3 separate regions of the Homo sapiens genome follow, and all the other regions are linked to region 1. The links are chromatin contacts, found by Hi-C in ENCODE. All regions are on one chromosome and are shown on one strand. Each heading gives the region's core, a stretch centred on a gene start or an enhancer-like site at or near the end of the contact. The rest is flanking DNA. Distances are from core to core; before and after follow the strand shown. Region 1 holds the start of RSL24D1 (ribosomal L24 domain containing 1). Region 2 holds the start of LINC03065 (long intergenic non-protein coding RNA 3065). Region 3 holds the start of TEX9 (testis expressed 9).

Region 1 (3,547 bases), core at 566-3,065:
TATCTTTGCAGAGGCAGGATAGGTAAGACTTGATAACTAGATACAAAAGGTGAAAAGATTCAGACGACTCTCATGTTTCTAGCAAAACTATCCGGGCACTTAAGAGTGGTATTAATTCACAGAGCAAAAAGATCTGAGGTACTAAGGAATTCTCTTTCAGTAGGCCCACTGTACCTACTGTTAGGTACATCCAATGGAAAATTCAGATTTGGAGCTCAGGAGATTTAGGTTTGGAAATCAAGCATAAAAAAAGATGAGATACTTGTTCTTTGTTAGTGCTTCAGGCCCTCTATCTTTTATTTCCTCCAACAACTCTCTTCTGGATCCACTGGTGACTCCCAACCAACTCAACACTGTCCTTATTCTTCATCAACTTAACTTCCACTGTGTCTACCAAATCAATACCCAGGTCTTGACAGTTCTCACGATCTGTTGTTCTAATTCCAATATCCAGCCGACAAGCATCCTGGACGAAAATCACAAAATCGTAACGACATCATGTATAAAACCATACTGCCTACTCTGAATTAGACCCCAACCTGGCAATCTTTTGGTTCATTTTTATAAACTTCTTATCATGTTCCTGAGAGCAAGTATTCAAAATCTTCTAGGTTCTTTTACGTTATCAAACATGGCTTTGGTCCGTCACTTTCAGCTGAATCCCTTGGATCTAATTAATGAGGTCAATATCTTTGATCTGTTACAGAGATATAAGGTGAAGAAGTCAGACTTGTAATTATTTAGCACGTCAAATTCACCTTAATATACAGATTCTTAGACCCTCTTCCCCTCCCCCAAAGATTCCAACTCAATAGATCTGGTGAAAACCAGGAATCTGTAAACGCCCAGTAATTCAGAAGCAAACGTAAGAGATCAAATTCTGAGAAACAATGTGTTTCTCTGAGAAAGAGAGGAACGGGATTCATTCTGTAATGACAGGACAAATTCATGTACCATTCAAAACGTCTTTCACAACTAGGACTCATATTTATTATTTACGTTTACAGACTTATTATACTTGTAGCCCTACGCCCAAGGCTCTATCATCATTTACAATCCAGTCACTTCCTCAAACAAATGTATTTGCTCCGTTCTCTGCCTTTTCTCAAAATGTTCACTTTCCTTCCACTTAGAAGGCCCCCTCCGCTTTCTTCCGCAAAATTCAGGATCCAAGATAAATATCACCTCTATGCTGAGTCTTTCCGTACAGGACCCTCCCCAACTCACCTGCAGTAACTTAATACATAACTCTACCATTAAGCAATACGGAACACTTCCATCAACCTCTACACTTTAGTATGGACCTTAGTGTAATGCCTGACAGGGTATACACTCAACAAAGTTTACTGGATTCAAGAATTTGGCCCAAGTACATGAGTGGCCAAACAGCCCTCACAGACATCCAAGATTCCTGGTAGGCGCTAGCTGGGATCGCTCCTGAAGTTCCTCGCTGCCAACGCCACCCAAGGGTGGCGTGGTGGCCAGCGCCGCTCGGAAGACGGGCAAGGAGAAACCCCCGAAGCGGAACGTTGAGAACGGAGGCCCAGTTAAGCCACCCTCCCAGGGGAACAACGGGAGGAACCCGGGCCAAACACGGCAGACGCAGAAGCACCCAGCACCGAGCCGCCGCGCCCAGGAACCGCGGGAGCTAGGCTGAAGCAAGAACTGGTGTCGACCGCCTTACCTTGCAATCGTTGCGGACGAACATCATGCCGTGTCCAGGATAGATGGGCCCCGAACAGAAATAACACTTTTCGATACGCATGTTGAACCCGCGTGTAACCCCACCAAACAAACGCCAAGCTTGAGAGGAAGTGATGCAACCCCGTCACCGGAAGTTACCTTCTTCCCCCTTCCCCGACCGGAAAAAGGCAAGCGTCCTTCGTTCTCGCGGGTCTGTTAGACCAGATGCGAACACGACTGTGCCTCCGGCGGCCGTGTGGTCAAATGCGCTGCCGTTTGACGCAGGCGCAGAGCTGCAGACTAGACCTGTTCGCTGTTACTTTGGGGAAATGTGGTTCTGCGCCACCTTGTGAACTTGCTCTCACAGCGCCTAGTTTTTTCTCTCTGTGTGTCGGCATTTATGCAAGTATTATGTATCTTTGGTTTGTGCTTTGCCTCGGAGTGCTCTCGAGAGCACTCTCTTAACTCATTTGTCTACTGCCTGCCCTAGACCAGCCCTCGATTCTCGTCCCACAGTGATTTGCAGGGTGTAAGCGGCGAAGACCCTGCAATCCAGCGTTGCTTCGAACATTGCAATGAAAACGGTTGAGTTGCTGATGCTCCAAGGACTTTACCAGCAATTTTTTTAAATATAAAATCGTGTTATCCGCCTCCCCCCCATTTTAATTAATATGCATATGTAGTAAACAAATATTTTCGCCGGAAACTACGACTCCCTCCCTAGACCTGCGGTCTTCCTCCCCAGGGGCAAAACAGTTCCATTTATTACCTGCCAGAGCTTTTCTGTGCATAGGCAAACATGTATATTTGTGTGTTTGCCTGTCTCTACGTCCTCTTCTTTATAATACTAGTTAATATGCTATTTACTCTTTTCTGCATCTTGCTGTTACCTTGTATCCCTTCATTGGAATGTGAGCTCCATGAGGGGCAGGGATTTCAGTTCGTTTGGTTTACAACTACATCCCAGTATCTAGAACAGTCCCTGGCACATAATAGGCATTTGATACATATTTTACTGTAAAAGGGTATTTAACATTCTTTTTCATATATATATGCCATTGTATGAAAGTATTTTAATTGGTCACTAATCGATGGGCATTCTTATCTTTTGATATAATAAGTATCTGTTGGTACGCTTTTTCAGGAGAGGGTTTATGTAGAACTGCTGGATCAGAGGAGCTGGATATAGATAAATAGTTTTAAAATTTGGCAGATAATACTAAATTGCCTTCCAAAAGTTTTTACCAATTAACACTCAGCATCAACAAATAAGATGTCTGTTTCACTACCCCGCTGTGAAAAGTGATCTTTGCCAACCTGAGATGAAAATTTATCTTATTATTATTTCAACTTGAATTTAATTACAAATGATGTTAAGAATCTTTCACAATGTTTTTCAGCTTTTTTCTGTGAATTGCCTGTTCAGGTCCTACGCAGTTTTCTATTCTTTCGTTGATTTTCAACAGCACTTTACACGTTAAGGTTAGTCCTTTGCTGACATGCATTTAGAAATTATTTCCCTATCAATGTTTTAAGCTTTGCTCATGGTATTTTTCCATGCAGAAATATGTTGTTTATATATTCAGATTTATCCAATTTTTTTATGATTTTGGATTTGGTACTTTCCTTTAAACTGCACTTCTCACTCCAAAATTGTTTTTCAAAATGTTTTCTCTTATGTTTTGTAGTTTCATTTTTTTGCATTTGAATTTTCAACTCGTCTGGAATTTAAGTATAAATGACATAAGACTCCAGTGTCTTTCCCTCAGTGCTGTATGTTGATAAAGCATCCTTTCCCCCACTCACTCATAATGTCACATCTATGGCTCCATTTCTGGACTCAGTTCCATCGTTTTATTTGTTA
Region 2 (3,547 bases), core at 424-2,923, 1.7 Mb after region 1:
GAGAAATTACCATCATGTGAAGATGGCAGAGCAGAAAGAAGAATCCCACTTCAATCTCGGACAACTTCCCTAAGTTATTTGACCAACCAATAGTGGAACCACCTTTCTCCAAACTTCTTATTTTATGGGATAATAAATTCCATATTTTTCAAATTTCCACCTCTAGTCAGGTTTCCTGTTGTTTGCACTTTTGTTCATACCTTTTTTTTTCTACTAAAGGAAGAAGTGAGGGCATGTGTTATGAATGTGAAATCTGGAAGTTAAAAAGTTTGAAACAGATATTTCAGTTTTCACTTATAGCCTCCTTCCATCTTCTTCCCCCTCCCCAACTCCTACTGGATTCAGACAAGGGCCAGGACACAAGGCTGAATGCAAAAGGACCCCTCCCTTCCCAAGACTTTATCTTTGTTCCTAGCTCAAGCTCAGTGTGTCTGGCTCCTTCTTCCTCAAAGATTTGTTCTGTCCCAGGAGGCTCCTCAATCGCTCCAGTCAATTGGCTTCTAGAGCCTTGCCCTATCAGTTCCACAGATACATCCACACGTCTGAACTCCAGCCACAGTTTAGACTCAAGTGGGGAGCTCCCACCGCAGCACCGTTCTGTACCTGTAACTAGCAATGGTTTGTAGCCTTTGAGCAGAAATAGGGAATGAAACTGCCGAGAATTTAGGGATGGAAACTGGCACAGGCATGGGAAACCGTTTGAGAATGCAGGAGTTAGCTGGGTTTACTAGATTATAACTCTTATGAAGACCACATAGCACACAACTCAGCATATAAATTAGTCTTAACACATATACATTGAATTTCTTTGAAATGACCAAATTGTAGGCAGATAAAATGGCTTCCTTTTACAGAATCTTCCCTTCAGAGAGTGCCTTTCAATGGCACCACCTTCCCTCCACCCAAAATAAAACCTTCAACATTTTCACCTTAAGTGAAATGTTTATAACACACTTTGAAATAGTGAGTGTGGTGAAGATAGTTCTATTCAATCTGCTACGAAGAAACAAGACACAAAGATCTGACTTGGCCACCATCCCCGAAGGCATCCGTGGCAGAACTGGGATGGTCCCTCATTCCCCAGTGGTCTCAAGCGTTTGTTCTGATGTCCCTGTATGTAATTGTTTTGATAGCAATTTTCCTGGTTCTCTCTCACTAGCTTGCTAACTACGCATGTCAATCACATTCAGGAACACCATGGGCCTAAGGGTCAGCCACATCTCAGGAGAATGTGATTCAAAAGAGGACACAAGGCATAATATAGCACTTTCTCCTTCTAGCATGTATGTCAGTTGCGTTGCGGCCTCGAAAGTCTGACAATGTGTAAAGAGAGTGTTGCATTTTTTTTCCTTCCCCCAGATGCAGAAAGGAAAGGATTTATGAAGTACTCTGACCACAATTTTAAAGCAAGTGAGAAACCCAACAGTGTAAGATCCTCTTACTAGAGAACACTCAATGGTACTGAAAGAGTTCTCCACCTAAACTCTAAAGAACCCGAAGAGAGGTCCAGTTTTTTCCTCCCAAAGATCCATCTCCAGAGCTTCACTCCCTAGTCCGTTAGGGAAGCCGGGACGGTGGGAGAGCCACAGATACTCTTTCTCCTACGGAACCCTTGGACCTCTTGCCCCGTTTCCCTGTCACTTTAGGGAGCAGCACGCAGGAGACTAGAGGCCAGGGTCCAAGCCCGCAGCCGTAGCAGGCCGGACGAAGAAAGCGGGCCGGAAGGGCAGCGTCGCGGTGCTGGAGGCTGTTGCTGGGAGGCGTGGATTCTGGAAAGTGCGTGTGCGCGTCCCTGGAGCACCGCCCGCGGAGCCGATTGGCCCGGACGCGCGGCGGGGGAAGCCCTTGGCTAATCTCCTGCCACTCAGCCCGGCTGACGTCGGCGCCCGGGATGCAGCGCCGCGAACCTCTCGCCCCGCCGGGCCGGGCCGCGCGCGGAAGGACAAATAGTTCCGGCGGCAGTGCCGCGCACCTCTACGCGGCTCTGCTCGCCCCGCCCGGGCTGCCGAGCCCGAGGCAGGGGTGGCGGGAAGTGGGGGCGGGCGGAGCAGGGCCGGCCTGTGCGGCTCTCGGACCCCGGCTCCGCTCTTTGCGGCCAGACGGGTGGATTGCGCTCCCTAGGGAAGAGTAATTGGATTCCAGGCTCCCTCCAGCCGGGATCAGCGGAAGTCGGCTGCTAAGCCTGCAGCCTGGGAGGGGCGTGTGGGGAGGAAGGAAAGGTGGGGAGCGCCGCCGGGAGGGACACGGTGAAACCACTGTCCTCTTAAGTGCCTGCGTGCTTGTTTCTGTACAGGCCGCATCGGGAAGCTGGGTATAGAGAAGGATTAACAGAGATTGCACCCTGGTGACCTTTCCCCTCAGGCACGTGACTCTTGCCCCTTCCAAGTTGTCATCCTCATTGTGAAATTCACCTGGTAGCTGATACTCAGGAGAGGAATACTTTGGAAGCCTGAGTCTTCTAGCCATCACCCTTCTGTTTTTCTCTCAAAGCTCCACTTGGAGCTCAGCTGGAGAAGGAACCCTGTGAAGTCTGGAATTGGACATGTCTCTTATTAACGAAGTAATTGTGGAGAAAACAGCATTCTTACCACTATCATCCAGGAAAGTATCCCAAGTCCCTTCCTTGGCAGTAGCAAACTTCCCTTAATTCCCTTCCCCTTGAGGAGATGCAGCCAGAATGAGAGCCTTAAGCAGAGTTTTTGGGTGAAATGATAGGCATGTTCTAGGAATTGTGACTTAAACTTGGACCTCTTGTGATTTTTTTTCTTTTCATCTTAATTACTGCATTTCACTCATTCATCATGAAATAAACTCTTACTGAAGGCTTTGTTTGTTCCAGGCTCTGTTCTACTTATCAGACATACGTCAGTGAGTAAAACGAATGCACTCATGGAACCTCATTACAGTTGCTCTAGTGGGGGAGATAGTACATTTACAATCATATACAATTGTATAATGTCATGTAGGGAAGAGCGCTATGAAGAAAAAGAGCAGAAGGACGAAGTATGCAGATGAGAGTTGAACATTATTTTATATTTTAGATAAGTTGATTGAAGAAGGCCTCTTTGAGGAAGTTATGTTTAAACAGAGGTCTAGATAAATGAGGTAGAAAGCCAAGCAAATATTGGGGTTGGGGGGGTTGGGGAGAAGATTCTGGGCAGAAGTAAGAGCAAGTGCCAAGGCTCTGCAGCCAGAGACAGTTTGGTGAGTCTGAATTAGTAGAAAGGAGGCCAATGTGAATGCTGTGCAGTAAGCCAGAAAAACAGTTAGAAATAAGGCTGGAGATGGGGTGATGAGTATGTGCATGCTTGGCATTTACTTTTAACATAATTTGAAACTTCTCTAAGTTTTGTATGCACTAAAGTGTCCTGCATTCTTCCTGTGTCTCCACCAGACACTACATTTCATTTCATTCAGAGACACCACTTTTTTTCCTCTTGGTCTAGCAGTAAGTGTTTATTTCTGTTTTTCTCTCACCCTCTTCTACTGATCTATAACTATTGGTTCAAATGTTTCTTCTGTGCAGATCCTTATCTTTAATGTCACC
Region 3 (3,547 bases), core at 307-2,806, 1.2 Mb after region 1:
ATGGAGTCTTGCTGTGTTGCCTTGGCTGGTCTGGAACTCCTGGGCTCAAGTGATCCTCCTGACTTAGCCTCCAAAGTGCTCATATTACAGGCATGAGCCACTGCACCTACCTATTTTTGAATTTTAATACTTCTTTATATAGTCCAGACACAAGTTATTTATCAGATATATAATTTGCAAGAATTTCCCCTCTTCCTGTGGTCTTGTTACTTTATTTATGGTATCTTTTGAAACTAAAGGTTTTTAGTTTTGATAATGTCTAGTTTATCTATTTTTTTTTCCTTTTTTTTGTTTTTTTCTTGAGATGGAATTTCGCTCTTGTTGACCAGGTTGGAGCGCAATGGTGCAATCTCAGCTCACCGCAACCTCTGCCTCCCAGGTTCAAGCGATTCTCCTGCTTCAGCCTCCCCAGTAGCTGGGATTACAGGCATGAGCCACCACACCCGGCTAATTTTTTTTTTTTAGGAGTGGCGGGGTTTCTCCATATTGGTCAGGCTGGTCTTGAACTCCCAACCTCAGGTGATCCACCCGCCTTGGCCTCCCAAAGTGCTTGGATTACAGGCATGAGCCTCTGTGCCCAGCCTCTTTTTTCTTTTCTTTTTTTTTTTTTTTGCTACTGCTTTTGGTGTCATATCTAAGAATCCATCAAGGATTCTCAGAATTGTAATTCAAGGTCATAAAGATTTACACCAACAGTTTCTTTGAAGAGCTTTAGAGTTTTAGCTCCTAAGTTTAGGTCTTTGATACATTTTAATTTTTGTATATGGTGTGAAGTTAAGGGTCTAATTGCATTTGGATATCCAGTTGTCTCCCCATCTGTTGAAGACAATTATTTTCCCATTGAATGGTCTTGCACCCTTTCTAAAGATCAGATGACCATACATCATATCACGGTTTATTTTTGGATGTCAATTTTATTCCAAAACAATTGAAATTGTTAACCGCTTACGTGTTTCAGGCATGATCCTAAGCACGAATTCATTTGCTTCTCATAATAACTGTGAAGTGGGCACTATTCTCACTTCCATTTGACAAATGAAGTGGCCGATATACAGAGTGATTTGCCCAAGGCCATATAACTGGTAAGTGGCAGTGCCAGGATAATAATTTAGGTTGACTAACTTGAGAGCCTGAGTCTTAGCCATGCATGCTGTAAACAAAAATTAGAAATCAAAACTTCTGAATTCCACTGAAGAGCTCACTTTAAGCAAACGGGGTGAAGGTCGGATTAGCCACTAACGGTTTGAAAAGCACAACAGGGAGGGATTGCCTCACCAGCTTGCTTTCTATAGAGTAGCGGCAAAGGACCTGCCTGTTTTGGCTGAAACTCTTTCAACCCCCACAAGTTGAGAATTTGCACTAACTAAGTCGAATTTGCAGTTAGGAAGCCTTCCTGGGTTCCTGGGACAGCGCCGAGTGCTGCGAGCAAAGGCCGAGCCCGCTGCCAGAGGCTCGCGCCGCTCGCAGCACAGAACCTGAGAGTGGGAAGGCGTAGGCGCCCGGGCGGGAGGCAACCGGGATGTGGAAACTCTCGCGGGAAGATGCGTCGTTGCCTCGGTAACCGCGTCGCAGTCGCCGAAGATGGCGGGGCGAAGTCTGTGTCTCACGGTCAGTTCAACTCCAGGCTCCTGGGGAGCGTCTGGGTTCCGGCGACTAGGACGCCTAACTTCCTTTAACTTCGGGTCTGAAAGTCTGTGGCTCTTTTACAGAGAAGCAGCGTTCCAGGGACTCCGTTCCCGCCACCCGTTCAGCAACCCTCTACACCTGGACCCGACCTCCTCGCCTTGGAGGAAGAATATAAGTAAGAAATTCGGCGGTTGAACTTTTCCTTCTTTCTTTCATCTGAATGAGGCTGCTTACAAGTACTTTTTTCTGGAGACTGGCTGGATCTTCGGGACCACTCACTCTGCAGCATTCCCTTCTCGTCATCTCGTTCACCTGCCGTTTATCCTTTCTTTGTCTTTGATCTGAGTAGTTCGCCTGCGTATTAGAAGATATTTGAAGTGGGCGAAAATTTAGCCCAAGTAAGCATGTTGTTTAATTTAAAACGTAGCCCAAGTAAACAGCAAGATACTGTTGGAAGTTATTTGGGTAGCAGGAATTGCCACGAATAGTTAGTTCACTTGATAGTTTAGGTTATTTCGCTTAATATCAAGTTCATAGAGTTTACCTTGTGTAAATTTCCTTTAGGTTGGTTTCTAAATTGAAAGGATGCTTCCCACTGCAATCAGAATTACCATTCTCGTTCAAATATTCCTTTTCTTATCTGTTCTCAGTGTAATTACAACTATCCTGACAACGGTGCTTTCATTCTTGGCCCATTCTACTCCTCATCCCCAAGTTTTCACACAGCAGCCAGTGTAATCTTTTAATTTGATCTACCATGCCTTTGCTTAAAATTCTACAGTAGTTTCCTGTTGCATTTCAAAAGCTCTGATCGATGTGGCTCCTCCTGCCTCCTCTATTTGATCTTATTCCCTCTTCCCCTTTTCCCCCTAAAACTCTCCAGCTTCACTGGCCTTTTAGTTCCAAAAACTCTTCCAGGTTTTCTTTCTATCTCAGGAAAGAGACAGTCACACACGCCTTCAACCTGTAATGTGAGTGGCCTTCCTTGACCATGCTAAGTAGGCTCCCTTGTTGGTCTTTTTCATTGTCTCAGTGATTTTTCTTTCTAATTAGCATAATTTGTTACAATAAATTCATTTGTGAATTTCCTTTTTGTCTGTCTCCACTGGACTGTAAGTTCCAAGGGCAGAGGCGATGTCTGTTTTATTTGCCATCATACATACCCTTATAAAAAAGTGCCTTTTAACAACTCCCTTCCGTTTTAATATAAAATAACTAGATTAAAATTTGGAAATAGTTGGCAGTTTGTATCAGAGGGTTAAACTAGAGTTATCGTATGATCTACATATGATCTATAAGCATATTTGAAATTAAAACTGAAAGGTACTGTGTTTAGGTGAACTATACACAGACCAATTTACCACAGCAAGTAGGAAGATAATCATATCTTCTTCTCTCTGATGAAATGGGCCGATTATCCCAGTTCAAAAGTGTACTTAAGCAAATTAATCTGTTTTCTATATATAGTTCTTTATCAGCTATGCCTCAATCAAAACGGTTATTTTCATTATCATTAACCATATAGTATTAAATACCTGGATTAGGTTTATTTGTTCAGTTATTTGAGAGTGTATTTTGCACCTGGTTCTGGTGCATCCTTAGGGATACAGTCCTGCTTAAAATGAGAAATATACAGGGACTATTATTGTATTCTAGCACGAGTTACTTTATAAAACGAGATAGCTAAACAGTATTATATGGTGGCCAGTTGTTACTTGTTCTGTTATCTGTACTCTGAGTTGTGCACATCTGAAGCATATGAACAGAGTAACTCCCTACACTACCTGAATCTTCTAGAATACTTCTGTGTCATGTAGAAGAGTAAAATGTCTGGCCATCCCTGTAAGCAAGAATATGAAATTATAACAGTATGGTATCTGTTTTGCCACCTGTTGTCTTGGCATTGATCATTAGAATGCTA

What was found. A loop is a pair of places that touch in the nucleus more often than their neighbours do. Pooled maps may share reads with other maps.
Region 2: a loop to region 1 is called in a pooled map, with 4 times the contacts of the local background. The contact joins the promoter of LINC03065 here to the promoter of RSL24D1 in region 1. A Hi-C loop is called at or near these places in 5 of 50 pooled maps.
Region 3: a map with no recorded cell type shows a loop between it and region 1 (9-fold over the local background). The contact joins the promoter of TEX9 here to the promoter of RSL24D1 in region 1. A Hi-C loop is called at or near these places in 2 of 37 single-sample maps with no recorded cell type and 7 of 50 pooled maps.

What each region holds. Positions count from the first base shown.
Region 1 is chr15:55,195,126-55,198,672 of GRCh38, forward strand. It overlaps RSL24D1 (ribosomal L24 domain containing 1), which reads right to left and starts at 1,816. Exons shown (of 6, transcript NM_016304.3): 1 at 1,685-1,816. The coding sequence starts at 1,765. RefSeq lists enhancers at 936-1,827, 1,621-1,780.
Region 2 is chr15:56,885,395-56,888,941 of GRCh38, forward strand. It overlaps LINC03065 (long intergenic non-protein coding RNA 3065), which reads left to right and starts at 1,674. Exons shown (of 2, transcript NR_183870.1): 1 at 1,674-1,776; 2 at 2,362-2,827. TCF12-DT (TCF12 divergent transcript) reads right to left here. Exons shown (of 4, transcript NR_015419.2): 4 at 776-2,530. RefSeq lists an enhancer at 1,508-1,597 and a silencer at 1,718-2,147.
Region 3 is chr15:56,363,870-56,367,416 of GRCh38, forward strand. TEX9 (testis expressed 9) reads left to right here and starts at 1,557. Exons shown (of 12, transcript NM_001395496.1): 1 at 1,557-1,608; 2 at 1,710-1,801. The coding sequence starts at 1,582. RefSeq lists enhancers at 1,021-1,200, 1,211-1,260, 1,801-1,850.